Linked DNA regions of Mus musculus: regions 1 and 3 are each linked to region 2. The links are chromatin loops, found by intact Hi-C in ENCODE. Cell type or tissue: heart. All regions are shown on one strand. Each heading gives the region's core, and the rest is flanking DNA. Links, peaks and the distances in the headings are about the cores only. Region 1 overlaps Asb2 (ankyrin repeat and SOCS box-containing 2). Region 2 overlaps Unc79 (unc-79 homolog). Region 3 has its middle 12 kb from the start of Asb2.

Region 1 (10,327 bases), core at 4,997-7,496, 210 kb before region 2:
TGTCTGTCTGTCTCTGTCCCTGTCCCTGTCTCTCTGTCTCTCTGTCTCTCTGTCTCTGTCTTTGTCTCTCTCTCTCTCTTTCTGTGTGTGTGTGTCTCTCTCTCTGTCTCTCTCTGTCTCCCCTCCCCTTCTCCCCAGCTCTGCACATAATGGAGACTTTGGCTCTGGCAGGGAAGCAGTGAACCAGTACTCTGCATGCATGGTAGCTATCCTTCTGGAGGACTCTGGCTTAGCATACCACTCTGTTGTGTGCTTCAAAACATGGACGTGTGAAAAAAGTGAACACCCAAGCTATTGTCGGGCACATAGGGTCTTTGGTGTTGTTTGTGTCAGACAGGTGACTTTTGGAAACGCTTCCAGACTGAGCCAATGATGGCTGTTTTCCTGCAAGAGTACTCATGTCTGTTACACTAAGAGGGCTATGCATGAACTGTGATGTGTGACTGATGACGACCCGGGTGCCGTGGGCTTTGCTTGCCATTTCTGGAGGCTTAGGAGAGGGTGTGGAATGAGAAATGTTACCTAGATGAGAGTGAAGAAAAACTATGGGATGCAGAGATACAGAACTATCTCATATATACATATGTGTACATGTACATATGCCATATTTAAGGAGGTCTTGGAAAGGACAGATGGGATACCATCACGCTGAGCAAGGGATGGAGGGACAGCTGAGAGGGAGATGTGAACTGGGAAAGGTGGGGCTGCTGAGGGAAAGACTCCCTGAGGTGGGAGGGAGATGAAGCCTTCGTGGAGGCTGGAGAAAGGAGTGGTCACTCCAGGACCAGAGGGAGAGGAAACATACTTGCAAAGTGTATAAGCAAAGGGGAGATAGGTAGGGATTTATCTTGGGCTATATCCTTCATTGCCAGGGAGATGGATTGACATGAACAGGCCGGTGACACGAAGGGACAGCAGGGATGTGACCAAGACCTGCTTGGGGCAGGAAAATTCTCCTTCTGCAAGGAGTCTGTGTGAGGAAAGGGTTTGAGGGAATTCAGAGGGGCTCAGGCAGACTGCCAGACCAGCCCCCAGCCACAGCCCAACCTTAGCCACTAGTGGTTGTTAGCTCATTCTTGTTCAAAACACGGACCTGTGCCCACCAGAAGAAACCATCTCGTATGTATGGTCCCTCCTGGCGTAAGGAGGCACACCTGGTATGTGCTGACCACCAGTGTTCTTGCGGCAGTGATTGGGAGCACCGTCCTTCTCCTCCATGTGGGAGTCTGAAATGCTTTTATAATGAAGAACAACTCAGTTCATGTTAGCCGGTACCCACCAAAGACTTAATAGAGGTGGATTATTTCCCTGTCCGCTCTCAAGGCCACCATGAGCATGAGGTAAATGTTGATACCCTTTTTTCAAGATTTGGAAACTGAGGTTGTGAGCGGTTAAAGGTCTTGTCTGGAGCTGGGCAGCAATGAGATGCTGAAAGTAAGAATCAAGGCTAAACTCCCGGACCTCAAGGGCTCCCATTCATAGCCCCTGCAGTTTTCAGGCCAGACGCAGTGGCAGTCAGCATCTTTGTGAACCGTTAGGACCTTTCCCTGGTACCTTTAGGGCGTCTTTAAGTGTTGTCCACAGACTAGATTTAAGAACCCCCCTGCAGGGGACACTTATTGTCTCCAGCCTGTCCAGAGTCCTCCCTCTTCTAAGTTGCAGAGTCCTCGGCTGCCTGCAGGGGGAGGAGTGGCCAGCCGTGCCCACCCATCACTGTCACCTCAGGCTGCTGGCAGATGGCAGAGCTCGGCATTTCTAGAGACTAGGCAGAAACTGGGTCAGGGCCCTGGAATCCTGCGTCTAGCCCGGTGGACTGAGCCATACTGATGTGTCTGGATTCAGTGTAAGAGCCTGGGACACTGCCAGTCCCTGCAGGGCCTGGAGGCAGGGGTGAGGCCCTGCACTCTGGCATCTGAGACAAAGGTGACCCAGTCCTGGAGAGGCAACAGCCTAGGGGCTGAGGGTATGAGGGGAAACCAGGCTTCCTGGAGTCCTCTTAGCCACTGCTCTCAGGCAACACCTCAGGTGGCCTTTAGCTCTGGGGAGACTGTCTCCTTAGAACACAGTATTTGCCACAAAACCCAGAAAAGTATTATTGTTCTTTCTGCTTTTCTTCCCCCACCCTGTCTCTCACCCTCTTCTTTACTGTCTTTATGAGGTGGCTTTTCCCAATATACTCCAGACCTAACCCAGATGACTTGAGAGAGAGAAAGAGAGAGAGAGAGAGAGACCCAGATTTGGACAAAGAGAAGGAAGGGTGTTCCACTCCAGATGGAGCCTCGGTTTCTACTTTCTGTTCTCTGGTTTGGTGGTGGAGTGTGGGCAGAGTTAGCTTTGGGCAAGATCAATTCCCATTGGGACCTCTTTGGACCTCAGTTTCTCCTCCGTACAAATGGAGAAGAGTCCTGTGTGGTGGTGTTGACTGCATTCTCTGACAACCACTGACCAAGCCTGAGACTGCACAAAGCCTTGACACCCCAAAGTCACAAGCTTGGCTGAGACTAGGATCAAGGCTCTGAGACTAGCAGCTGGGTCTGCTGCGTTTAGAAGCTGTGAGGCCTGTCCCATGTGCTTTTCCTGGAGGGACACCAGCAAGTGTCCACTCACTCCAGATAGGTCTCTGACAACAGTCCAAGGCACGACTCTACCCAAGTCCAGCTTGGCCAACCAATGAATCATTTAGAGAGCATGGGCGACCGGTCACTTACGGGAGTGTGGGTGATCCCAAAGCAGCCACACCAGTAGAAAGTCTCACCCCAGCATAGACTTCCCCATAGCTGTGTAGATGGAGTCACCCTGCTGTTAACCCTCCACAGTCTAAGCGATCTAGCACAGTGGTTCTCAACCTTCCTAATGCTGCAGCCCTTTAACACAGTTCCTCATGTTGTGGTGACCCCCAACTGTAAAATTATTTTCATTGGTACTTAATAACTATAATTTTGCTACCAATATCAGTCCAAATTTTCTAATGGTCTTTGGTGACCCAGGTGAAAGGGTTGTTTGACACCCCCCCTCCAAGGGGTCTCGACCCACAGGTTGAGAACTTCTGCGCTAGCTCCTTCTGCAAACAGGAGATGGTGTGTAGTTTGGGCAGAGTTGCATATGACTGGAAAGGATGTACAAGGGTAGTGACTTGATACCTCAGAGGCGGGCCTCTCACTCTTCTATGATGGAAGGTCAATAGGCTGGGTCTTGAAGACTACTTGCAAGTAATGCCAGCTCCTTTGATGATCACATGGTTGTATACTGGGGTCTATAAAAAGGCCCTTCAGCCCTGTCCCTTGCCATGGTGGCTTGGATGAGAAATGTCCCCATAGGTTTATAAATTTGAAATCGTGGTCTGCGATTGGTGGCACCATTTGGGGTGGGGCGGGACTGTGGAGAGGTGAGGTTGTCCTGGAGGAAGGGAATCTTTGGCGTGGGCTTTGAGAGCTCATGACCCCACTTCCGGTTTTCTCCCTGCATTGTGCTTGTCGTTGAAGATGTGAACTCTCAGCTTCCTTTCTCTTTTTGGTGCCATGCCTGCCCTGTGTTGCCATGGTTACCCGCCATGATGGATTCTACCCCTCTGGAACTGTGAGCCAAAATAAATTCTGTCTGTCCTAAGTTGCTTTGGGTCATGGTGTTTCGTCACAGCAACAGAAAAACAAACAATACAGTTGTCAAAGGCCCACCCTGGGATTCTGACCTGAGTCTCATCTTAGCCAGAGGATGAGAAAAGGTGTGGTGAAGAGTCCTGTGATGGTTTGAATATGATTGGTCCAGGGAGTGGCCCTATTAGAAGGTGTGGAGTGGGTGTGACCTTGTTTATTGTAGATGTGTCACTGTGGGTGTGAGCTTTAAGACCCTCATCCTACCTGGCTGGAAGCCAGTCTTCCACTAGCAGCCTTCAGACGAAGATGTAGAACTCTCAGCTCCTCCTGCGCCATGTCTGCCTGGATGCTGCCATGCTCCCACTTTGATGATCATGGACTGCACCTCTGAACCTGTAAGTCAGCTCCAATTAAACGTTGTCCTTATAGGACTTGCCTTGGTCATGGTGTCTCATCACAGTAGTAAAACTCTAATACAGAATTCTGGCCATCGTCCTTCAGCATTTAGGACTGGGGAGCATGATGAAAAAAGTGCCCTTGGCCACTTACATTCTGGGCCTCAGTCTCCCCATCTGTACAATGGGAAGGGAATACTCCCCAGGTGCTGTTCTAGCTTGTTTCCCTGTGGCTGTGATAAAGATATTGAGTGAAAACAATTGGTGCATTGTCCTGGGTTTGGGGCTGGGGCTTGTTTGGCTTTCACTTCCACATTACAGTCTAATATGGAGGGAAGCCAGTATAGGGACTTAAGGCAGGAACCTGAAGGCAGGAACTGAAGCAAGGATCATTGAAGACTGCTTATCAGCTTGCTCTGCGCTGACTTACTTAGCTTGCTTTCTTACACAGCCCAGACCCACCTGTCCAGCGAGGTGCTGCCCACTGTGGGTTGGGCCTTCCTCCATCAATTAAATGTCCACAGGCTAATCTGATGTCCACAGGCCAATCTGATGGAGGCAGTCCCTCAGTTGAGAGTCCCTCATCCAGGTGTCACTATGTTGTGTCAAGCTGACCAAAACTAACCAGCACAGACCGAGAGGTCAGAGGGCTCTGCTTAGGACGGAGACTGAGCACTCTTCAGGGGCCACAAGCACAAGCCTGGTTGTTACTGTTAAAGTATCAGAGTCGGAGAGCCAGGCAAGGAGGACAGATCTCCATGCCTCCCATGAGATGCTCCGGGTGACAGAAGACCTGTGAAGGTTGGCAGACCTCTGCAAAGAATAAAACTGAGTACTGAGGGTGGGAGGTGACCACCAAGTAACTTCCCACTTCCTCCTCAGCCCCAGGCTAGCCCAAGCAGCCTGTGTTTAAAGTCACTTGAGGTTAAGGGTCTTGGGACATTCGGGAGACCCTGAAACTTTCACAATAAATGAGTAGGCACTACGTACACATGAGTGTTACATACAGAGCTGCTGTTAGGCATTGCTGGGATGGGTTCCTGGAACCTGCAGATAGCAAAGTCCAAGACGCTTGTGACCTGCACACCTGCTCTTGTGCTCACTGAAACCATCCCTGGATCACCCACAGCCCCCCACAAAGGTGGTCGTCACACTCTGTTGTTCAGGAACAGTGTCTACACGTGCTCATGATTGCTTGAACATTTTTCCTGAATATTTTTGAACTTCAGTCAGTTGAAGTGATAGAGGCAGAACCCACAGATTCTGAGCTGGCTGTACACATATACATGCATATGTGTATGATATATGTATATAGTATGGTACATACACATTTGTAAGCATATATTTATCATGTAGGCACATATAATATATACTTAAAGAGAATCTTTTAAAACTACAAAGTCTTTATTCTCACTCCAAGCCTCCCCTAAAACCTTAAAAGGCAGTGGGGCGGGGGTGCTGGGGAGAGGGGAGCATGCTGGGGAGATGGCTCAGTGAGTATCTTGTCTGCCACACAACCATGAACACTGGCGGTGGGATCCCCAGAACCCATGTAAAAACCCAGCAGGCATGGGAGACCTGTGGTCTGAGCACATAGGAGACAGATCCAGGGACCCATGGCCAAGCTAGCCAGCTCTGCGTTCATTGACAGACCCTGTATCAGTAAATTAAACCAAGACACTCGATGTCACCCTTGTGTCTACATACACACATACATGTTCACCTCACCTGTACTCACACATGTGAGCCCACATACACTGGTACACACTACACACACACACACACACACACACACACACACACACACAGCCTCTCTCTCTTTATTGCATACAAATGCAAGAGCGGAAAAAGAAAAGCAGCAGTTACGTGAGCCCAGAGTCTTGTGTGAAGTCAATGCTGCCTTCTAGCCCCTCTCCTGCCACCTCCTCCCTAGATGTGACTAGTTTACCTGCCATTGGGCAGAAAAACAACACCCCTACCGCACATCCCTGATTCGAGCCAAACAGCAGCAAACATGAGTGTGCACACTGGTGGCAAGGGGCCTTCTCTCTGGTTGGCAGTGCAGCTCTGAGGTGACATGGGGCTTAGAGCCATGGCCTTGCTCAGGAACACAGTACAGCAGCCCACCCTCTACACACATGCTCCAGTGCATAGGTGACCCCCAAACTGAAAACCACATACTGTGCCTGCCATGTGCCCTGCACCATTATGTAACTCAAGACCCCCCTGAGGGCCCCCACTTCCTGTACAGATGGTCACCTTGTACGGAGTGAAGCTGGGACTGTGAGGAGAAGGGATGCCATGCAGGTGCCCCCACCCCGGAGGTCTAGAACAACTGGAGGGTGAAGGGGTGGGTGTCTGCATCAGGTTGGATGAAGGTGGAGGGACTGGGGGGGGGGGGGGAGTCTGCATCAGGCTGGACCAGATCTTGCCATACCACAGTGCTCAGTGGACATGGGGACAGCTTAGGTGCTGACAGTCATCCTTTTCACAGAAAGAGAAGGCTGGCTTGGAGATCTTTTCTCTTTGCCCTGTCTTTATTTTAAATGGAGGAAAACTAGGAAGAATGTAAGGCCATCATAAGCCCCTCTGAAAACTTCCAGCCAGGGCAGGTCCTGAATGAACAAGAGCAGGTGGAGGCTGCCCCCAGGGAGCTTCAAATCATATTCAGATCTTTTCCAGGCCTTCGCTGTGTGTCAGATGATGTCTCACATCTGCTATAATATCCTGTGAGCATCCTGTGAGCACAGCTACAAACCATCTACTTGCCACGTTGCAATTCCTGACATGTCCAGCAGATGGCAGGGTAAGGTTAGAGCAGGTAGCACGAGGTCCCCAGTCCAGAAACCAGCCAGCCTTCCAGGGAATTAAACATTATTCTGACTCTACTGTTTATTCTCCTGCACTTATTAACTACTTCTTGTGTGCCTGACCTTTGGTTAGGTCCTGGGGTTTTGACAGGAATGTGAAACTATTTTATGAATTCTGTAGGCTGGTAAGTCCATTGCAAGCAATCCGGTCGGCAAGCATCTTGAGGGCTCCTGAGAACCTGTGCTTTCTATGAACACAACACATCTCTCCTCACACCGACTCAGGTCCCTGGCCAAAGGCGCTGGGTACAAGAGGGTGGCTGCTTTCCAGCCACGCTCACCCTGCTGTGTTTCTTCATAGAAAACCCAGAGGGTGATCTTCTACTGTGGTCCCCAACATTACACACAATCGTACATAGGAGGTCCCAGGACTAGCAGGAGATAAGGCTCATCCATCTTTCAGCACTGTTTCAATCCTCATTACAGCTCCCAGTGACCCCATACTCTCCGTGGTGACTCCATGCACTCCGCGGCCCTTACACGTTCTGTTTTCCTCTGAGCCATGTGGGGCAGGGGAGGTTGTGTTGCTTTAGCTTTGAATTTGAACCCCGCAACACTAATAAAGTGACTGCCTCTTGGTGTTTTGGCGGTAGGCCATTTGGATGTCCTCTTGGAGATGTGCTGGACCGTCTCCTGGGTACCAGTTAGCCAGAGCCACAAGAACGCCACACAGCAAAGCGGTCCTTAGACCAAGCACTGGTAGCCAAGATCCATACCTGCAGGTGGGAAAGACTCTCTGAGCTGCAAGCTGGAAATGGGGGCTGCGCCACAGCGGTTGCCACTCACTTGAGGGTAGTTCGTGGTGGGAGTAGTTGTTGACCTCGAACTGGCTGAGTGGGCGTGTCTCATCAACTAGACAGGCATCCCTGATGGGTTGAGCTTGCCTACCCTCAGGAGCCTGCAGTGTTTCTTACTTCTGGGGCTCAGGCTGCAAGGAAGCAGGTCTCATGGGAAATTCTTAGTTCCCCTGGGCATGACAAGAAGAGATCTCTCATGTGCCTGGTGTGTCGTCCCCACTAGCTTCCCCTTGGGAGAGCAAATCACAAGGACTTAGGCCCAGTATCTGAGGGGAAGAAGAAAGACGACTGTCTCTGGGGGAAAGGACGTGAATATTTGCCAGAGTAGAATGCTGGCACTTTGGGGGGAGGGGTGGAAGGGGGGTTGTTTTTCAAAAGCCTCTTGTGACTTGAGTGCTCAGCCAGGGTTAAGAACTACTGACCTGCGGTCGGGTTGCTGCAAGCCAGTAAATATCACAAGTCAGGCTGATTCGATTTTATTTGCTGACAGAGCTTCAGTCTGCCTGCTCTGCTCTCTCTGAGGCATTTGTGTCTTTTCGAAGAGAGTCCCTGTAATGAAATTGTTGTAATGGCTGGCTTTAACTAGACCAGAAGAGCCCAAGCATGAGCCCATGTCTGACTCATCCGAGGCCTTCTCAGCCCTCCCACGGCGAAGAACAGCGTTGATGTGCCAGTGTGGGACACAGCTGTGACTGGATGGGAGGAATGTGCCCAACATGGTGTGGCCTCGTGAGGCAGGAGGCAGGATGTTGAGATCTTTGTGTCCCCAGAAGGGTGCCTGACCCAGAGTAGTTGCACAAGAAGTAATCTCTCAGTTAATGTATGCCGTCATACCTGTATAGATAGATAGGCTTCCTGGAATGGAAATGGTGAGTGGGTAGATCTCTGCATAGATACGTTTAAAAGGGAGTGGGTAAGAGCATGGGGGATATGTGGCTGAGGAAGTGGACAGACAGAAGGATGAATGGTGGGCAGATGGGTGGATAGGTGAGTAGATGGATAGATGGTTGGAAGGTCAGATAGGCTGGTGAATGATGCTGGATGAAAGAGCTGAGCGGGTAGTGGTTGAGTGCACATACTGGCCAGTGGGGATGGATGGATATGATAGTCGGATGTTTGGATATGTGAGTAAATAGTAGAGTGAATGGGAGGATGGGTGAGAGGGTGGATGGGGGGTGGATGGGAGGATGGATGGGAGGATGGATGGCAGGATGAGTGGAAGGGTGGGTGAAAGGGTGGATGGGAGGGTGAGTGGGAGGATGGATGGGAGGATGGATGGGAGGATGGGTGGCAGGATGGGTGGGAGAGTGGGTGAGAGGGTAGATGGAAGGGTGAGTGGGAGGATGGATGGGAGGATAGGTGGGAGGATGGGTGGGAGAATGGATGGGAGGATGGGTGGAGGATGGATGGGAGGATAGATAGGAGAGTGAATGGAAGGATGGATGGGAAGATAGGGTAGGAGGAAGGGTGGACATAGCTGTAGGTGGCTAGACAGATGCATGAGAGGATGAGTAGATGGATGACAGTTTGAAGGACAAGGGGGTTGGTGAATAGTTGAGTGGATGGATGGCTGTGAAGATGGGTGGATGCTTAGACAGACCCCATGGCCAAATGAATGAATTAAAAAAAAAGAGTGAGCTGGAGAGATGGTTCAGTGGTTAAGAACACTTGCTACTCATGCAGAAGACCCAGGTTGGTTCCTAACACCCATATCAGGTGGCCCACAACCACCTGTAAATCTACTTGCCGGAGATCTGTCACCATCTGGCCTTCAGGTGCATCCACAGTCAGGTGTACATACTAACCCGCAAGCACACACGCACATGTTTAACAATGTCCAACCGCACAGTCTGCCCTGTGGGCAAACATGGCTGCCTTGTGAAACACTCGGTGACTGAGGGTTCGGTTTCCTCACAGGGATTTGTCACCTGCTGTGTGCTGGCTACTGCTGAGTCCCTCTTCTGGAAGCTGGAGGAGAGGTGGCCGAGATGGCGACTGAGATCTCCACTCGGGGCAGACAACGTGCCATCGGACATGAGGAATACAGCCTATACAGCAGCCTGAGCGAGGAGGAGCTGCTCCAGATGGCCATCGAGCAGAGCCTGGCAGACAAGACTCGGGGCCCGACCCCTGCTGAGGCCTCCGCGTCCTCTCAGACCAACCACCAGCCAGGACATTTCCACCCATGGACCAGGTAAGTGAGGGAAAGCTATGGAGGGTACATGCACCCCTGGGCACCTCAAGCTTCATATGCCCCGGGCTCTTCATCCTGAATCAAAATACCCTGGTCTCTGACGCCTTAGCAGCCTGCATTTGTCATCTAACGTCACTGTTTGGGGTCACAGTGGGATGGGATCCAGGACGCCTGTGGCCCAAGTCTTTCACATAAGATACAGTATTTGCTTATAGCTTATGTAATCCCACTAAGTGTTCTAACTCACCACTAGGTCAATTTTTATTATAAATACAAATGACACATGACTAACAACATTACAGCCAACAAGAAAGACGGTCTGTACCGCTCACTACAGACGGGTTTTTCAAATATTTTTGATCTGAAGTTGGCTGACTCCACGAGTGTGGAACTTCTGCTCTCTCAGGGCGGGCTCCCTGAGCTTTCGTTTTTTAAGAACTTTCTTAAGGACACCCCTAAGGTCTCGATGATAAGGAAC
Region 2 (10,327 bases), core at 4,498-6,997:
CAGCTCCTGAAAATATTCATCAGAGGGAAGTCGTCTGTTTTCTTATCTGAACCCTACCATCAGGGCCAAGTTTTAGTCTTTCGGGCTTTCAAAAGTCACTCGTGTTTTGTAAGCACCAGCTGAGTGCCAGGCAGAGCTCAATGCATCCTCATTGTCCAATCCAAAGTTCTCCTGACAACCCCAGGAGCCAGGGAGAGCGCAAGCTCTAACACTGGATTCTACTCTTCTCAGTTGGAACCTTGGATCTACATACAGACATACGCAATCCATTTCTTATTAACAATGTAAGACATTAAAGTGCTATTTGACTCTTCAGAGCCATTCATCTTCATAGCCACACTGAAAACAACACCTCAACAAATACATCTGCATGAAATTTTCACTTCAAATTGTTCTTCCTTAAAATACACTTCCAGAAAAAGATGACTCAATAAGAGGATATAAACATTTTAAAAATATGTACTTGGTGTGTGTTCACGCCATGGGAGGTCCAAGGAGTTATCCTTGGTATCCTTCACCTCCCATCTTATTTTAGGTAGTCTCTCCTGCCCTTTCTCAAAGCCCCTGTCTGGCATCCAGCTCTTAGGTGAATTCTGGTGATGGGAACTCAGGAAGTCACACTTGTTGCCAAGGGCTTTGACCCTCCAAGCATCTTTGCAGCTCCAGATATGAACTTATTTTTGAAGATTGAATTTATTTTTATTTATGTGTGTGTTTGTGTGGTGTTCACGCCATGTGTGTGCAGGAGCCTGAGGAAGCCAGAAGAGGGCATCAGATCCCCTGAAGCCAGAGTTAAAAAGGGGGTGTTAGCTGCCTGACATGAGTGCCTGGAAGCAAACTTGGGGTCTGCAAAAGCTGCAAGCACTCTTAATTGTTAAACCGTTTCTTCAACCCAGATATAAAACTTGTTTAAGTTCCTTTTATATTTACATGAAAAGCAGTTCATTACTTGTTGTTTGTCCCCTGAGAATGGGTATGTTTTTAATTTATTGGTACTCTTCTATAGAAATATTTGTGATGCTTTTCATATAGAAAACCTCAAAGAAACTTTGAAATGGTGCCTATAGATTAAAAGCTATATGGTGGCTTATATGGAAACACACCTAAACAACAATTAATTGGCAACATGGCACAGCAGAAAAACCTAGAAACTTGCCTTCTAAGGACCTATGCTTAAGTTTCAGATATTCACAAACTAGCTCTATGACCTTGATTAGACATGTTGCTTCTGGGCCTAATGTCTTTCACTGTATAGCCACAGATTGACTAACCTCTCAACCAGCTAGCATAAACTGTGACTCTGTGAAAGTATAGTTAAGGTAAATAGCTGTAAGAAATGTGCATTGTTGGTAGATAATGAGTTAGTAATTATGCACTGTCATAAAATATGCTCTTGTACTGCTGCACAGGAAACAGCCAAGATATGTGAGCAGGGTATAAAAGGAAATGAGAAACAGTCCTGAACACCCCCACAAGGCTCATGATCTTCCTGGCAACTGCAGGAAACTGTCAGTGTTAATACTAAATGCTCAATCAAGGAAGTGCTTCCTACTGATAGTATGAGCATTTAGAACCCTTAACTGGGACTTGAAGGATGAAAAGGTGTTCAGTACAGACAAGGGTTTAAAGTATGTCAGGCAAAGGAAACAGCCTAAACAAAGGTGAGGATCTGAAACTAAGATTATATGTGTAAAGTACAGGAGCATTCAACAGACATTGTCCACTGTCATCATGATGATAATGATGCTGACTTTGAAGCTGCATGGGAGCCATGGATAAATGGAACAAGTAGTGGGATTAGACTGGGAAGGTGGGCTGATGAGAAGGGATGTGAGTGTATGCCACATCAAGGAATTTAAACATTATCCTGAAAGAAATCAGCAGTCATCAAAGACTTTTAGCTGAGGAACCAACACAACCCTATTTAAAAGGTTCAACTAGTTGATAATTTGGAGGATGGAGTGATGGGCTAGACCAGGATGAATGGCTACAAACAGTAGCATTGCGGGATATTAGATGCTGACCTATCATGATGCTAACTGGGTCATTCCATTTGCAGCCAGGTTATCAGTATTGCTATCTGCCTCTCTTTCAGTTATAAAGCAATCAAATAATCAACCAGTCAAGCTTTTCTGAAGTACTTTAAAACAAAAAATACATACCCTCGTGGCATTGGTGGAAGGTATCTTCAAGAGGCAAATCATAATTCTCAAACTGGAATCTAAAGAACACTGTGAACAGATATGAAAAACGAAAAGTCAACTCTCAAGGTTTCCTTTGCTTCAAATATTTCCTGCATTTATTTTGCAAAAGGAAGAATATGGGTCTGGGGTGATAGCTCCAACAGTAAAGGGCTTTATGCCACCCAGGCATAAAGTCCCATACTTGCTCTCTAGAACCCATATAAATGAACTGGGTGTGTTGGCAGGTGTGGTGAAGGCATTGAGATTCCTGGCGCTCGCTGGTCAGTCAACCTGGCCAACTCAGTGAGCTCAGGCCAGGAAGAGAGCCCATCTCAAAGACATGGTGGGCCATGCCTAAAGAGTGATTCCCAGTGCTGACTTCTGGCCTCCACATGAACACATTCTCACAGCAATTCACACATACATATACCCTTATACACATATGCATACACACATGCACAAACATGCACACACACACACACATACATACATACACACACACAAACATATATACCCTCATGTACTTATACACAAACACACACACACATGCACACATAATTCTTACTGTAACTACAGCTAGACTGTTTCCTATGTATATTAAAAATAATCATTTTCAGATAGATTTCAATGAGAAAATTACATAAAATTAAAATAATCATTAAATAAATAAATAAATAAATAAACATAGCTCTGAAGCTATTTCTCAAAGATACAGTTCTAGAATGAAATGATATAGAAAGTTGGATAAAGAACTGGTGGGTAGATGAATGTATGGATGGATGGATAGACGGATGGATAGATGGATGGATAGACAGACGGGCAGATAGGCGGATGAACAGGTGGATAGAAAGATGTTAAGTAGACACAGAAGTAAGTAGGCAGATGTTAAATGTATACTAGTCTAAGGAGGTACACTAAATTATGAAAAGCTATTTTGGGGCAAAGCAAAACCTTATAGAAATCTTTAGTCCAAATAAGATCCAGTTTTATCATCCTTTCTCTGGGATTTGTTTCTTATTTTAACATTTCACAAGGCTAGGGATTAAATTTGGTCCTTGTGCATAGAAAAAGGGTGTGGCACTGCTGAGCTACCTGTCCCCAGTCCCTAGGGGGTGAAGCCATCTTCCCTTTGTCAGGAAAAGACATGACCTGGAACCTGGAGAAAAGTAGCAAAATTTTTGAGAAAAAAAAAAAAAAAAAACAAGATTCTACATGAAAATGTGCTTTGAAAATCCCTGTGTTTACAGAGACTGGGAGGAAATGGCAGAGCACAAATAAGCTGCCCTTTACTGTTGCAAGCATATCCTTAGCAACATTTCTACAAGGTTGCACTGAAGCCTTCCACACAGTACAGACTAAGCCAGAGGGAATCATCTTGGATCCCAGGACTTGCAGCTCGTCTGTCACCTGAAATTTGCATTTGTTCAAATGCAAATCCTCGGGCCAAACTCTGACCAGTCGTGGCCCTGTGTTTAGCAGGAGCTGCGGTGCACCCTGAAGTCCAAGATCCACTTCAATGAGACTTCTCAAAAGCAAACTGCAAGCTTTTCAGTGGAGAGTATTACTTTCCCAAGAGATTAAGGACAAAACGGAATCAGTTCTCAGATCTGACCTAGCAGGGAACGCTCTTACACAAATCCTGACGGCATTTTCTAAGTATCTTTTAAAAAGAACCTCGGCCTGTTCAATATGCCAATTGCCTTCAGAATTGGTGTGACATTTACTTACTTTAAAGCAGGAGCTGAAAACTAGCTGCTAATCAGGCCAAACTCTAGTGACTTAAAAGCCAGAAAATGTCATCTTAGTTGGGGGAAGATCTGTATGCTGAGGCCTGTTCCCACATAGCCACCATCAGCAGGAGAGGAGGGCAGTCCTCCATAGGTGCCATGCATTAACGCTGTCAAGGGGCTCCGTTCTCCGTAGTACCTTGCCTCTCACCACACCACTCAACTCATTAAGGGTGGAGTCCCTGCAGGCGCAGCTGATTGTCACAAATTAGGCATGCCAGTTGTTTACAGCAGCAGCACCCCCTGCTGGTCAGTATGGAGTTCAGCATCTTCATTATCGGGATAGGTGCTTCTGAATGGCTCGTGTGTGTGTGTGTGTGTGTGTGTGTGTGTGTGTGTGTGTGTGTGTGTGTGTGTGTGTGTGTGTGCACACATATGGATGTTTGAAATCTTTGGGAATCAGTCTTTCCATCCATTGTGGGGGACTTGGGAATTGAACTCAGATTGTCAGGCTTGGTGGCAAGCACCCTTACTCCCTGAGCTATCTAGCTAGCCCAGGACTAGTCCTCTTTGCTTGGATTTGCTCATCTACTTTAAGCTATGGATAAACAGGTAACCCAGAGAGTGGTGATACAGAAACCTGGGCTGCTCTCCACAGTCCCCTTGAACCCTAGCAACAGCACTCGGCAAGCTAAAGGCTCCGAATTACCAGCTCCTTATCAGCATCCTTATTAGCATCCACTGGTTCCACAACTGTGATTGCCACGGTTAGCTGACCTCTGCAACATCTTATACATATGAGGCATTTATTCCAGAAGTACCAACATGTGACTTCACTGGTCAGATGAACAAGTTATTCGACTTTGCTTTGTAGTAATTTTATCTGAGTTACATGAAGAAGTCACACAACTCTAGTGGAGACAAAGGGACAAAGAAGTGGCTCTGCCAAGGCTGGCTACCTCCTGGCCCCGGTCCTGGAGATACAAACGCTTGCGGCTTTCTTGGTTTACAGCAGTGTGCAGTCATACAGGAGCACTAGACTGGGAGTCAGGAGGCGTGAGTTCCAACCTTCTCCCCACCTCCATGGAGCAATTACAACTCACACCTCCTCTCTTACGGTACAACTCTTTATTTGATGACATACAGGAAGAATGTGTCTTATTGGTTTCTCCCGCTTTAATAAAACAAGTTCCTGCTTTTCTTTCTTTCCTTTTCTATTTTTTTTTTTTTTTTTTATTATCAGGCCCCTGACGACAATGACCCTTGAACTACAGATTAACCACTGAATATCATCTTGCTCTTTCCTGAACATTACTCAGAAAAACCGAAACAAAGCAAAGCAAAACAAAACAAAACACATGCCACTTTAAATAATTCTCTAAAGCTAACACTTTACCTACGTCTGGATTCCTTTTAGATAAGCTATTAATTTCCTTGCCTATTGGATATCCACTTGAGAAGAGCATTTCTGCAGAAAGCCCACCTAAGGACTGGGGATATAGTTCAGTAATAGGATGATTACCTAGCATGCACAGGAGGCTGAGTTCTAGCTCCCTCGCTGAAAATGAAACAAACACAAATTTTAAAAAGAAAGAAAGGAAAGAAACAAACCACAGTCGGTTGGCATTCAACTAAAAACCACGTGGTCACGGGGTACCTTCATTATCAGCAAGCAAAGTACCCACTCCATGCTGCCGACAGCAGAGTGGATGACCTAAATAACTCTCTCCTCTAGCTGACAGATTTCCCCTAGCTTCTTGGGCTCTATCAGATCACCTGACCGACCGTGCTTCGCATGTTGGTCTCTGTAAGCAGATGGGCAGAAAGTAATGGAAGCTAAAAAAAACTTGGGCTGAGCTCACCTTCAGAGGTAAAACACAAGGCAGCTTGGCAAAAAATGTCTGAAACTGGTTGCTGATTGTGGTCCAGAGACTACTAGGAGAATCCATGGGCAGAGCTTCCATGAACGTGGCAATGTTTTCCAAACAGCGTATCATAGCACCCCCTGCTGGTAAATTCTTTTTGTTATTTAGACCCTAAAAACACAAAAGCATAGGCAATCAACTGCTGAAACAGGACACGAATCATAAAGCTACCCAGAGAAGGTTTGCTTAGAAACCTTAAATATTTGCACTATAAACACGATGGGCTGCCTGCTACACAGGCTGACTGCTCTAACAGCCAGAAGGAATACAGAGGGAAACCAGCTACATTTAGTAAAACGGCAGGGGCAAAACTAATGATCTTTATGTCCTGAAGATAAAATGGGATCATGAATTAAGAACTCTCTAAGGATATAGAATGGGTCTGGATGGGTGCTAAGAAGGTAATGAACAACGCCTGCTGGAAAGACTCTTCCAAAGTAAAGATTGGAGCTGTTGATAATAGCAGCCGCTGCTTTCTTCCTAGCAACACCTGGGCATGGTGAAGCAGTCTGGGACTTCTCTATGTTAGATACAACACTTCACCGTGAAGCAGTCCAGGGGTGCCTCAGGGAGGGAGACAGATGTGGTACATAACTTTGCCTGGGACCTAGGGTACCTTTCACGCAAACCTACCTCCAAGAGCTGACTGAGGGCAGCAATTGAGCTCAGCTCGTTGAAGTCCATGAGAGATGTGGCTAAGGTCCTTAAAAAAGTCCCATCTATAAAGCAAATGATCAGATTTAGTAGGCTTTCTGGGGACTGGCCAGGCTTGTGGTGTCTGGGTCCTGGGGTGGGGGTGGGGGGATGAGTTACCTTTGATGGCACTCTGGAAGAGCTGAGGGAAGATGCCATTGGGGGCCAGCTGATGGAAGATGCAGCGCAGGAACTGCTTGGCCACACCTGCTGCATTGCCTGGAACCATCATGCTGCGTTCAAACAGAGAGGACAACACAAGCTATAGACCAACGAGCATGCATGCAATGATTTAGAGGTTAGGCTCTGAGCGCCACAGTTTTATCCACTATCTTTCTTGCTAGTTTCCCCCAGAGAGATGAAATTACCCATAGTCAAACCTAATACTTCATAACAATTTTTTTCAGACAGATCCATAAAGTGCCAAAGTGACAGCAGAATTATTCCAGGACTCTCCAAGTATAGCTGAGTATCCCAAAGCCAGTGACTTTCAAAGGCCACAAAGTCTAGAAGTGGATAAGAGTTATCAGCAAGAGCCTAGCAAGGCCAAGAGAGGGTTGCCCTGAGGGAATGCAGTGAGAATATCCTCACTTCTTTTGGGAGATCCGCCATGTTTTCTTGGAGCATCTGAGCTGGCACTTGTAACAAAAAGTACCTGAGGGTTTTACATGGCTCTGTCTCTTAGACAAAAGCAGCAGAGAGAATAATTCCTGAGGTGGTTGGGTAGGGGAGTAGGTTACCAGAAGGAAGAAATCAAAGGTCCCAAGTGGATGAAGGGCAAGAAGCTCTCCTAAGCTAGGTACATCAGCCTCTGCCTCATCATGCCAAGTCCACCTTGGAACATTGGTTCAAAGGTCAAAGGCGGCCTCCAGGGAAAACAGAGCCCTAAACTTATGACTGACATAAATAAACAGAACAAGGGAAACTTTTGGCTATTTGTTTCATGAGGCCCCCATAGCCCTAAAACTAACATCAGATAAATCTGAATAAATAAATAAATAAACAAACAAACAAACACAAAGGAACAGGAAGAGAAAAACACAGCACAGTATTCCTCTGGACACTGGATCCAACTATAGATGACAAGGATAATATATCATGATCACATAGGGTTTATCCATAGAATGCCAGAATAACGTCACAATCAACATAGGGGCTGGGGAAACGGCCAGGAGAAGGACCAGAGTTCAGATCCTCCATGTGGGCACAGTGAACCACCTAGAGCTTGAGCCTCGGAGGATGGAGCTCCAGGATGCTCTGCGTGAGCAAGCTTCCTACCCAGACTAGCAGCATAGCAAGGTCTGAGGCTTGGTGGAGAGACCCTGCCTCAAAGTATGAGGCAGGAGGATGACCAAGGAGGACTCCTGATGTCAACTGTGGGCCTCCACACGCCAATGCGCACAGCTACAGACATGCACACTCACATACATGTGAACCATCACGTCACATATATACACATTTGCTAACACAAAAAAAGAAGAGAAAAAATCAATCAATGTGATTCAACATATTAAAATAAAAACACATGAGTTTTAAATTACTCAACATATTGGAAATAGAAGAAAACAGTTTGTTTTTTAAAAAAAGTGTCTGTGAAAACAAAAACAAAACACAACAAAAAAAATCCCTGGCTAACACATAACCAGAATGAGATTGTGAAGGCAGGAAACAAAACAGGAACGGCCATTTCCACATCCCTTATTGTACTGGTGGCTCTACCTACTATGATAAAGTAACAAAACCCCCAAAATATCAGAAAGGAGGATAGTAAAACATATTTTGGTAGGTAATATAATGTTTTCCAAACAAAATAAAACCGTAAAAAGTCTATAAAGTCTAGAAGTCTAGGAAACTTCTAGAACTTATGTGTGAATTAAGCTAGGATACAACACTAATCCAGAAAAATCTTTATCCACCAGGAAAAAAATTGAAAATTATTTCCTTTAAAATTCAATTTATGCCAGGCAGTGGTGGCACATGTCTTTAATCCCAGCACTCGAGAGGCAGAGGCAGGCAGATTTCTGAGTTTGAGGCCCACCTGGTCTACAGAGTGAGTTCTAGGACAGCCAGGGCTATACAGAGAAGCCCTGTCTCAAAAACCAGGAAAAAAAATTCAATTTACATTATTTCTAACATGTATAAAATTCTTAGGGGTCAATCTAACAAGATTTAACAAAAGATTTACAAAATTTAAAGTTTAAAGTTTAAACAGAAGATTTACAAAATTCCAAAATGTAAAATTTTAACCAAAGTTGTACAAGACCACTACTGAACATGGCTCCGGGGCTGGGTTGATGGTTCAGCCTGGACAACACTTGCCTTACAAGTTCCAGGATCTGAGTTTGAACCGAGAATCCTCATAACCGGGAAAGGCATTGGTACTGTACACTGGGAATCCTAGCACTGGGGAGGTGAAGATGGGGCTCACAGAGGCTCACTGACCAGCCAGTCGAGCCTAACTGGAGCCTCTAGACCAATGAGAGGCTTTGTCTCACAGGAGCTAGATGGCATTCCTAAGGATGACACCCTCCATATATGTGGGCACACATTTCAAAATCATAGCTGAGAGAAACTTAAAACTTAATGAGAGGGATATATATATATATATATATATATATATATATATATATATATATATATCAGTTATTCCCAAATTAATATACACTGTCAACTCCAATAACCATTTTGCCTAAAGAAGGAGAAGCTTGGACACAGTGTAGAACTGATGCCTGTTATAGCAACAGTGAGAAGACAGAGAAAGGAGAATCCCCACTAGGTTGAGGACAGCCAGGGCTCAAAGCAAGATACTTTCTCGAAAAGGCAGAACAGAAAGAAAGGAGAAGCTAATTTGGAAATTTAACGAATTTACATAGCTAAACAAATCTTTAGAAAAAGAGAAAAAGGAAGGAAGGAAGGAAGGAAGGAAGGAAGGAAGGAAGGAAGGGAGGGAGGGAAGGGAAGGGAGGGAGGGAGGGAGGGAGGAAGGAAGGAAGGAAGGAAGTAAGTAAGGAAGGGAAGAAGGAAGGAAGAATACCCTGGCTACTTGATGCCAAGCCTCACCACTGTAATCCAGACCATGGGGCACCGGATCAGTGGTTCTCAACCTGCAGGTCATGACCCCTTTGGGGGTTGCATATCAAATATCCTGTGCATGAGATATTTACATTACAATTCCCAGCAGTAGCAAAATGACAGTTAGGAGGTAGCAACAAAATAATTCTGTGGTTGGGGAATCATCGCACATGAAGAACATCATTAAAGGGTCAAAACCTTAGGAAGGTTGAGAACCACCACACTAGACGAAGGATCAGTGTAGAGCCCAAAGGAACCAGATGGATACACGCCACCATCTACATGGATACACGCTACACTGCTATATAGGGAATTTGGAGTTTAACACACATCACAGTGGACCAACGAGGGGAGGAGTCTTTAAAACAAGAAGGTGCTTACATAGCTGGATATTTTATATGAATATAGAGAATGTCTCTACCCCTACCCAACACTGTATAAAAGGTAATTTTGATGGATTATGTAAGAGATAAATCTAAATGCTAAAGTTATGAAACGTTTGGAAGAAAATAACAGAAAGCACACCCTAACAGAAAGCAGAGAATAGACACGACTTGGAAGCAGGCAAGACAAGGTTTTCTCAGCTAAACAATAAAAATCCATAATTGCATACACTTTAAAGCATGGATAAGTTAAAGTTCATCTAAATAAAAACCTTGTTGGCAAATTATAGCATTGGGAAAATGAATGAGCCCAGCCTAGGTAAAGATAGTCTTAAAAATATTTA
Region 3 (10,327 bases), core at 3,856-6,355, 230 kb before region 2:
CTCGATTAAATCTGTGTGCTGAGCACAGGACAGCAGGATGACCAGAATAGCATACAGTGACACCCAGAAACTACTGTGCCCGCCACAAATGTTGCAGAGGTTCGAGGAAAGACTGAATGAGGTGCCAGGCTTTAGGATAGAACAGGTGGGTCCCAGCTATAGGCATTAGCAGAGCTGGCCTCAGTTCTCCCAGCTGAAGACAAACATCTGCCCATCCCAAAGGACACCCGGGAAAGCTGATGGCCACCAAGAAGAGAGTGGGATGCACAGGCTCTGTGTCTGCTGTTCGTATGTGTCTGTTTGTCTGATTAGGCCTGTCTGTATTTCCATGAGTTTATACGCATGTGTGTGTTTGCATCCGTATTTATATATCTATGTCTCTAGGTTTCTCTTTGTAGCCTCTCTCTGTTTCTCTCTGTGTCTCTGTCTTCCCCCCTCCTCTGTGTGTGTGTGTGTGTGATGGCATATTGGGTGACGCTGGTTGCTAGCTGACTGAACTCATATTGTAGCTTCCAGCATACAAGTATGCATCAAATATCAAAGATGGATTTTATATCAAAGGGATATCAAATGTCCCTTCTGGAAGGGGACTCTGGCTTCTCTCTGCCCACCTCTCTCCTTGACATCTCTTCTGCAGCTGGCACAGTCAGATCTTCAGGCTCTGAGGTGACAGGGGTGAGAACATCTTGGTTTACCAGACTCTCTGGGGTATCCACAGAGCTTGGTCCTGCCCAGAGGAACTCTGTACCACTATTGAGTGAGTGGGCGGACACAGAAGGCCCTGGGAGATGCAGGACAGAGTCAGACTTACAGCCTCAGGACTGACTGAGGCTCAGCCATACTGGCTGTGGGGCTATGCTAGGCAGACAGACACCAGGATGTAAATTGGGGTGACACAGGGCCGATCGAGTGGCCTCCTTTCCCCGATGCTAACTTGCAAATGACAAGAATACTCTGGCTAAAATGCTCCCTAAAACTTGGTAACAAGCCACACTTTCACGCAAAGTTCTTAACTCACAATCAGGAGTGAGGAGGAGTCATAAGGAACTAAACAATTGGACCTTCGGTAAAAGACAAATATAATCCTGAGTACTGTGGGAAGAAATGCCCAGTGTGGACACAGGATGCTCTCCAAAGAAAAGCTACCAGGTGGCGCAGTTCCAGATCACTACCACTAGGGGGCAGAGGCTCTGCAAATATCCCATTGTACTAGTCTTGAACTAACCAATCGGCCAACCAACCTTCTGGCTCCCGGTGGCAGTGTAACTGGGCAGTTTCTGTCACCTGCCACCTCCTCATTCTGGCAACAATTCTCCTCCCTATAAGATAGCCATAAAGGAGAAAGTGGGGAAGCAGTATTTTTTTTTTTAAACGCTTTGGAGGAGGTTGCTGTTTGGCATCTCACAAGATCTTTCGTCCTACTGTGCGTCCCCATTTGACACATAAGGAAACTGAGGCTCAGAGAGGGTACACATGAGCCACATAGACAGTCAGAGATTGGTCTTGGACTGACACCTGCAAGGATCAAAGAAGACAGCCTCACCTAGACTCTCCTGTAAAAAGGGGTCTCCAATTCTCTCTGATCCAGGGCAAGTGGTTTAGGCTTTAAATATCACCTACGGCACAATGGTTCTCTTTGCTAGAGTCTCCAGGCTCTGGAGGACGGCCTGCTCTATCTGAGAGAAGAGCTCCTGGCGCTGTGGGGCATCCTGGATGGCTGTGAAGAGTTTGCCATGGAGATCCACCATGGTGTCCACCAGGGTTACCTGGGATTCCTCCCATCTCTGCAACCTGTGGAGATGGATCCAAGTCAGATGGACAGATGCCCCCTTCAGCAGCTACACAGACAGAACATAGAGCCCTGTCACTGAGTGGAGCTAGGCAGTCAGACCAGGTTTACTCCAGGACCGTGGGGCAGAGCCAATGGCTCTCTGAGTGCACCTTCTACCTCCTGATTTCTCAACAGAAGCCTGGGCACAGGCCATACCACTTGATGGCTGGGGACACCATGAAAGCATGACATCGTACTAAGCAGGAGGTGACTGAGGAGGATTAGCAGACTAATCTTAGGAGCCTAAGAGCCGAGCACAGGAATGTCCTGTTTGACGGAGCAGGTTCAGCAGGTGCAACAGGTGTCTGTTACAAAGAGACACATGACCTTGGCTCAGCACTCAAGGCCAGATCCTGTCCATATCTCCCACTAATCCTTGAATTCAGAAACTTTCCACCATGAGCCTGCTCTGCAGTGCTGTGGCACCCCCACCCAACCCCATCCGTCTGCCAGGGCCATTTCTCTGCTGAGCCCCACCAGAGGTCACCTGTGACACCTTGTCACCTCCAGGGAAGAGCTGGGATTTCAGAGTTCCTTCCCCACATCAGAACCTTCATCGTGGCTATTAAATCAGATGGGGGTTGGAGCCCCAGCCCACCACTGGCTGACCTTAGAAAAGGTCCTTACCTACCTATCCTCTTTGTACCTTAGAGCTTGTGAGGAGATTTGAGAGAGCCTAACTAACATGGAGTAAATATTATACATACTCTATTTTTGTTTCTGTTGCTGTGATAAGCATTCTGGCCAAAACACCAAAAGTAAAGCAGAACAAACAAAAAACCTCAAGTCACAGTTCATCATGTGTCCAAGTCAAGGCATCAGGAACTTAAAACAGTCACAGCGCATCCTTAGTCAGGAGCAGAGAGAGGTGAACACATGCATGGCTCCTTCCTTGCCTACTCACTTGAACTCAGTTAGCGTTCTCTACTCTTCGATAGGTCAGAACTTCCTGCCTAGGGAATGATGCCACCCATAATGAGCTGTGCTTTCCTACATTGATTAAAATGATCAAGACAACCCCCCCACACACACACCCAGAGATATCTGCAGGCCAACCTGACACAGCAGACAATTCATCAACTGAAGCTATCTTCCCAAATGGTTTGAGGTTGCATCAAGTTGACAATTACAGCTAGCCATCACAGCAACAATTCTTATTTTCGGTGATGTTGAAATAATTATATAAGTATGAGTTTTATGTACATTTATTTGTATAGGTATATATATATGTGTGTGTGTAAGCTGCATGTGTGTGTGTGTGTGTGTGTGTGTGTGTGTGTGTGTGTGTGTGTGGTTACTGTTCCCCTTTCCATATACCTATAACCTCCTTGCTGCATAGAAAGAGAAATTGAGAGCCTGAGACCAAGCTTGCCAGAGGTTGCAAGATATCGCCACTAGGCAGCCTAACCCAGGCACCTGGACCCTTTTCCTCTGTGGCACTCATGGTAACATCAGCATTTGTGTTCCCCACTCAGAGCTGAGCAGCTGGCTGCTCACACAGACATATTCAGGGTCCCATGGCTAGCCAGTACCATACCTGGGCACCCAGTACAGCATGAAGCTCAGTCTTGATTCCCCAGGGAACATCCAGGCCAGATATCATTCCAATAGGCAGGCAGTTCAAGGGTTGAGGGCTGGATAATGTCTGACTAGTGCTCACAATGACTGGAGTAGAATCTCTGAGGGACTACTAAGCAAACCAGATGAGCCGTTCTGGTCTCTGCTTTCTTAGTCACTGAACCTGGAAAGGGAGAGAAACACCAAAGTGAAGCCCCCAAGCCACAATGGGTCCAGTTCCTTTGGGACTCCCAAGGCCACAGAGGTGCTGGTGACAGAGATGGATCTTTGTTTTGGAAAGCTGCTTACAGCTAGGATGTGGTGGCCCCTACCTGAATCCTGGCACTTGAGAAGATGAGACAGCATAACGGTATGAGTTCAAGGCTAGCCTGGACTAACTACACAGTGAGATGGAACTAGCTTGGGTTATAGTGTCTCAATAACAAAGCCAAGTTCTGAGATCAAAGCAGGGCTGAGAATAAAGGAGTGTGCACTTGTCTCTCCCTTCAACTCCCCCACATCTTGATTTACTTTAAGATTCAGTCTCATCCTTGGCCTCAACTTCCTTGGACAGTTTTTCCCTGGGGAAAGACTAGGGAAAGTACTGGGACAAGGCTTGGTCAGGACAGGACAGGACAAGACAGGACAGGACCAAAATCAGAGTAGAAGGACCAGGGATAAGGCAGGGGCACGGCAGGGGCAGGGCAAGGCTGGGACAAGGGCAGAACAGGTGCAGGGCAGGTGCAGAGCAGGGGCTTGTCACAGCCACAGCAGGAGGAGGGCAGAAGCAGGGTCAGAGCAAAGGACAGGGGCAGGTCAGAGCAGTTCACACTTGGCTTGTAACCAGCTAAGCTCCTGCCACAACGTCTGTGTGTCTGCCTCCTCTTCTTCAGGATCACTGAGGCCAGCTCCCTGGGCTGTGTATGTGACCATCAGCCGTCTACCTTACTACCCCCGGCAATGCTGAAGCCAAGCAGGAACCATCTAGATCTCATTGGAGCAATGATGGTGGTGACTTCCTCTCTGGGTCCTCCGAGCGGTCCTTGGGAGCCTGGGCTAGCATTTCTCCTTCACAGAAGAGGAAACAGAAACTCAGAGATGGACAGTGACCATCCCAAGGTCACATCGCAGGGTTGAGTCTGGACTCAGGGCTCACTAAGCCCAAGTCAAGGCTCTTTGAGGTGCACTGCAGAGCTCAAGACGGCTGGGTGTGGCACCCTGTCACCGCATTAACTGTTCTCCCTGCGCGGTAACTAGAATTGCCCTATCAGTCCCAACTGTGGCACCAAGGTACCTAGGGGACTTCTAATAGGAGCTGGTTGCTGTGAGCTCCCAAGGAGCCTAGGAGCCTGGGGGAGGTCAGAACAAGGCCGCCTAGAGCCGGTTCTTGGCTAAGCCTGGGAGATAGTGCATTGCAGACAGTTCCCACACAGTCTTGCTGACGGCGCCTGCGTCCGTGATAAAAAGGAGTTGCTGGTGCGGGCACACACCCACCTCTGGTACCATGATGGTTCCCTGGTGAAGATGGGGCCCCGCCTAGAATGCTTTCTTGCCACACTGGAGAAAAGCCAGAGCTGTTCGGGCTCTCCCACCGACTTTTACCCTTTCCATTAGAGCAGATCCCAAAGAGTCCACCAGAGGGCGCCTGCATGCTTTCCCAGACCCCCGCAGCATACCCAGCCCAGGACTGCAATCCCTTCCTTTGAGCTGGGAAGCAGCTCCCTAGCCCTGGGAAATAATGCTGCTTGGAGCTTGGATGAGCATCCCGACCTGGGTGGCTTTTACCAGCTCCCTGGGTGGTCTAGACCCAGGCCTCCTTTTTATTATCACGTTTAGGGCTCCCAATGTACTCCAAAATCCTAACTGTGGGGAGAGACAGTGAGGAGGTCACGTGGGGGCTGTGGTGAGGAAGAAGGGAGAGCAGGGCATTCTGGGAACCAAGGAGGAAGGCCAGTTCCTAAACGACCCGTTACTGTTCCCAGAGTCCTAAGGCTGTGGTCACCTGCACGTGCTTCCCATGGGACCAGGGATTTCTTAAGTTCGATGAAGGACACAGACCAGTCAATTTGAGGAAAAGGAGTCTCCCCAGGTTTACCTGAGCACATTGGAACCTTCGACAACCGAGCCCCTTTTCTTGACTGACTTCCAAAATCTGGCCTGAGGGATAGTGAGGATGGAGAGTGGGTTTTTCCTGCTATGAGAGCAGAGGTGGTGGACAAAGACCATGGCAGCCACAGCAGCTGAGAATGACCCCTGCCAATGGTGGGCAGGACAAAAAGACCAGAGCTCTGTCAACACGCTGGAGAATTTTGGACAGCATCTCCCTAGGGCCTCGAGATAGGAGTTTCAGCCATGACCTTGGCCTTATGAGGCCCTGAGAAATGGCCAGCATCAAGCCCTCCCAGACTGCAGACCTGCAGCAACTTGGTCTAGGGAGAACCCCATGTGACACACTAAGAATCCAAAGCCAAGAGCTTTGTGTCTCCAGAAACTCAGTGGCTGCATAAGAAGCAAAGTCAAGGTGAGTGGTGAGGCTATCATCTAACCTGTCTCAATTCCAAACATCCCTGAGCCAGGAGGACATTCAGATCTGGCTAAAACCCCGGGGGCTTCCTGGGGAAGGTGGGAGTCGGGAGGACCACCCACATGCCCAGCTGAGCACACAAGGCCCTGGAAGCTGTATGCTTAGGATCTCCACTCTCTGAACAGCATTCACCCTAGGGAGAGGCTTTAGGACCCTGAGATCAATGCCCTTGGCTGCTGTACTTGGGCTCGATGGCATTCCCAGTACTAGACACGACTGTGTACTGCTTATCTGCTCATCATTCCTGTTCAGCCTGTGATTCCTATAATAAGTGTGAAGCTGCCTCTGTCCCTGACCTGGGAACATGGTTCTCGGACTCCGCCAAAGCCAAGGGGCTAGCTGACTCTCCAGAGAACATTCTATCTGACTCCGTGGCATCAGCTGCTAGACCCCTGGCTGGCTGAGGATGGAGCTGGGCTCTGCACACAGTAGGTAGTTTACAGGTGCTACCCTCGGCCCACTCCCTGCTTTCCATATGAATTGGGACAAACTATAGTCCTGCATCAAGGTTCCATGGACATGAAGGAGCCATGAGACCAGAGGCACGGGGTATGAACATCGGCCTGAACTGATCCTTGCCCTCCTGTATGTCTGGTGAGCATAGCAGACCTTAGGTGCCTGTCCTTGTCCCCTCGCCTTGAGCACTGTGTACACAATCCAGCCCTCTACTTGTCAGTCCTTGCCTTTCTGAAGTACCAGAGAGAAGACTCAGTCCCAAGGCTCAGCTCCTTCTTTCATGACACATCAAAGGTGCTGGATCTATGGGGACTTAGTCACCTGAGGCCAGGCTCTTGGCTGACCTTCTGTCTCTTACCTTCCCCCTCTACAGCATTTTGTGAGATCGTGAGGTGGTTTGGACATGGTTTATCCTCATGTGTCAGAGGCAAGCCCTGTGATAATAGTAACAGTGGTAGCAGTAGTTGTAGTAGTAATAGCAGTAGCAGCAGCAGCAGCAGTAGTACATGGTAATAGTGAGGTTGTGTGCCCTTTAAGAGGTAGTAGAGCCTAGATGGTAGTGGTTAGGTCATTAGGGATGTTGCCCCAAGAGATTGGCAAGGTTCTCATGGGATCCCTGATCAAAATGAGCTGTTGGAAAAGAAATAACTTAATCCTTGATGCGCCCCCCTCTCTCTGGCTTCCCCCATCTCACCGTGTAATCTCTCCCTCTGGCATGTATGCCCATCATGATGCCATTGGCCATGGAGAGACCTAACCGAGTGTCCTTACTAAAGGCTAGCCTATGGGGCTCCCCAATCAGGGACAGTCAGCTGACAGCCATGTGAGTTAAGTAAATCTCTCTACAAACCACACGGCCTTGGCTATCTTGCTGTAGCAATGGAAAGTAGAATAATACACACAGGGTCCTTGTCCCAGGTTTTGTTTCTGAGGGAGCTCAATATGATGCTGCCTGACAGCTCTCTGTCATGGGGTCATATAAGGGACAGAGGAGTATCCTTCTAGGGCCTCCTCCCACGTTGTTGGGTATTGTTAGAGATAGCACAGGAGTGTGGGTGAGCCCTGTGGCTGCCATCAAGCTGTTGTCCTTTTCTTCCTAGGAACAGAGCTAGAAAGCCGCTCCCAGCCTACCTGAAGTGGCTTATGTGGAGTGAGGTCAGTGAGAAAATGGCCCTGTCATGCCTTCTCCAGCTCTTGCCTCTTCCGGTTAAAAGATGGATGGCACAGCTGAGGGATACCCACATCTGTCAGACAGCAGAAGCATCCACAGGTGAAGGCCTGGGCTTTGGATCCATGGAAGGAGAACCAGCGTGTGGAGACTTTTAAGGGTTAATCATTTCATGGCGCTTGCCCAGTAATGCATCATGGAATTCGTTTGTCCCAGCAAGCAATCCCGATGAGTTCAAAGGCAGGGTCTTTGGTTCTGTCTACCTCTGACACCCACTCTCTGAGTGTTGTCAGCAGGCTGAGCACTGTACAGGCTGAGAGACTGAGGCCTAGAGAGTCACATGCCTAGAAGGTGACACCAAAGCCAGCTTACTGTCCACAGAAGGGCTCCAGGTCTTCCTAACCCACCCCTCTAGCTTCCTAGTATGCTATACCATTGCCAACGGCCAGTGCCTGCTTCTGGGTCTGTCCCTATTGTCACATGGCATTCTGGGGGAGGAAGCTAGGCTATGGAGAGGAATGTCTTGACGGGTCTTCTTACTCTCCTATCTCCTTATTCCCTACCCCTACCGTTAGACCATGGATCCTGTCCACAGGAAAGCCTTCTACTGCTGTATCCTAAACCCTTCCAACCCAGAGGCTGGGCTCCCCTTTCCCCAGCTTCTGATTCCTGTATAATCCAGCCATTTTGTTCATGCCCTTTCTTGGTGTCTCTCTTGGTCCTGGGCTTGCCCTCTCTCCTCCTCTCTCTATTTTCTCTTCTCTCACCCCCCCCCCCCATTTCTGTCATGGTTCTGTTCAATCTGAACTGGCCCAGGCGCCTCTGACTGTGCCTTTCCTCGTATCTCCAAGAACGACCCTCTGCTCAACCATACTTAGGAGCAGCTGTGTCTTCATTTTTCGTTAAGCCACCCACACTATCTCTATGCTTTGGGGCTCTGGGCTTCTGAGCCTGCCTGTTCTGTAATCAAGGGTTTTAGCAGTTTCCTGTGACCTAAGACACATCAGTCAGGGTCCCTGAAAATAAGATTTCAAATGAAAAATACTGGCTACCCAGTCAGGTGAGGGGGATGCAGGTAAGCAGCAGGGATGCAGGTAAGCAGCAGGGATGCAGGTAAGCAGCAGGGATGCAGGTAAGCAGCAGGGATGCAGGGAAGCAGCAGGTTAACTGTTTAGCATAAGCATATCCTATGCAACTTCAGGGATATACTTACGCTGCAATAGTGGTTTTCTGAAATTAAATCTTAACGAGGCTTTCTGTATCTTAGCTGATGGTCCTACCTTCAAAACTTAATAGGCACAAGCAACAAAAGAGAAGTTACACAGGAAAAAAAAAACAGCTATGAGCAGGGTCGAGGCTTCTGAGAGAGGGTGGTACTATCCCTGGGCCAGAGCTGTAGAGGAAGAACCTATGGAGAATCTGCCCAACTGGAGCCGCACCCAGGATAGACCAGTCCACTAACACAGCTCAAAGAAGAGGAGGAGGAACTGGAAAGAAACAGCCTGACCTGGCCTCATCACCCCTCCCTGTGCCCCGTTGGTCGAGAGAGCAGGAAGCCTGATGATGATTTGGCTGTTAGGAGAGGCAGAGTCTGGCAGCCAGCTCTTGGGGACCAGCGCAGAGGAAGCCATCTTGCCTAGCCCTCGGGTTCTGTCCCTGAATACTTACAGAGCACTGACTCTGCCAGGCTGGGTGCAGACAGTGAGTGTGGGCAAGGTCTCAGACACCACATAGCCTGAGATCCCTGCCCTGCTCCTTGTGCTTAGGCCCATCAAGAGGTCCAGAGTCAAGGCCCATAGATGTTACCAGTGGCCAGAGGACCTCCAGTCCCTCAAGGCATGGCTTGAGTCACTCGAAGCTGATCAGGTTCTCTGGTTCTTCTGCCCTAAAGTTTCTCCTGAAATTTCTAGCATCCTTCACCTCCCAGGGCCTGTCTTTCCCCACCCAAGCACCCTGCTCCAGCCACTGTCTCCACACAGACCGCCCACAGACAGCCCCCACTACACAAGTTCCCAAACCTTTATCAGACAGGTCCCGGCAGGCAGGCCACCTCTTGCCTCGGAGTCTGAGAAAGCCTTGTCCCCGATCCCGTGTTCCCCCACAGCCTCCCTGGGCATGACTGCAGTGTTCACATGGCTCAGACTTCTCCTGTCTACCCTTGGCTCTCTTTTTTTTCTGCCTTCTGGCTACACTCAACTTCAACAGGCTCCCAATGACTCCATGGTGTAGCACTAGGAGCAGCCTACAACTTGGAATAACATGATAGTGCCAAAACTTACCTGCCACGATTAGGACAGCCTGTGAGAAACCTTCTCCCTATCCCTTCTACCCTCTCCCTGGTCCTTCTATAAACCTCCTCTTCATCTTCCTCACCTCCCCCATCCCTTCTGCCCACCCCTGAATCCCCCTTCATCCTTCTTGTTGACCTCTCTCCTCCCCTCCTTCCATCTCTTTGTCTCCATACCTCCTCCCATTTGCCTCTGTACTCTGCAGGGCTGGGTAGAGACAACATCCCAGCAGCTGACACTGCTTCTGGCACCCAGAACTGCTTGTGACATTTGAATTATGCTTCGAGGATAAAAATAATAATAGCTGCATTCATTGGGTGTTAGCCTCAAGCAGCCGTTGCCCTAGACACCCTCATTGGGACCATGGGCAGTAAGGGGCAGGTGGGTGGGGCAAGGATAGAGGCTCAGAGGAAGTCATTGCTTTGAGCCAGCAGTGTCCAAGG

The links. Peaks named below come from ENCODE experiments on the same cell type or tissue, not always from the same donor. Only the 100,000 strongest peaks of a DNase experiment are listed, where the experiment ranks them.
Region 1: it touches region 2 in a loop (14-fold over the local background); 17 of 42 quality-filtered maps call a loop at or near these places.
Region 3: a loop joins it to region 2, with 4 times the contacts of the local background. A loop is called at or near these places in 19 of 42 quality-filtered maps.

The regions. Positions count from the first base shown.
Region 1 is chr12:103,345,178-103,355,504 of GRCm38, reverse strand. Asb2 (ankyrin repeat and SOCS box-containing 2) reads left to right here. Exons shown (of 10, transcript NM_023049.1): 2 at 9,573-9,849. The coding sequence starts at 9,644. It overlaps Gm15523 (predicted gene 15523), which reads right to left. Exons shown (of 4, transcript NR_166807.1): 3 at 8,078-8,204; 4 at 6,498-7,574. Among named protein-coding and RNA genes, the nearest start is that of Asb2, 5.7 kb to the left of the region's middle. In heart, for the core only: a CTCF peak has its summit at 6,784 (motif pointing right); DNase peaks (open chromatin) are centred at 6,165 and 6,768; H3K27ac peaks cover 656 bases.
Region 2 is chr12:103,138,206-103,148,532 of GRCm38, reverse strand. Unc79 (unc-79 homolog) reads right to left here. Exons shown (of 49, transcript NM_001081017.2): 36 at 6,649-6,761; 37 at 6,469-6,554; 38 at 5,773-5,946; 39 at 2,163-2,231. Among named protein-coding and RNA genes, the nearest start is that of Prima1, 99 kb to the left of the region's middle. In heart, for the core only: a CTCF peak has its summit at 5,920 (motif pointing left); no DNase peak of the experiment used is centred there; H3K4me3 peaks cover 369 bases; H3K27me3 peaks cover 356 bases.
Region 3 is chr12:103,362,768-103,373,094 of GRCm38, reverse strand. No RefSeq gene overlaps it. Among named protein-coding and RNA genes, the nearest start is that of Asb2, 12 kb to the right of the region's middle. In heart, for the core only: a CTCF peak has its summit at 5,013 (motif pointing right); DNase peaks (open chromatin) are centred at 5,044 and 5,724; H3K4me3 peaks cover 626 bases; H3K27ac peaks cover 1,083 bases; H3K27me3 peaks cover 1,016 bases.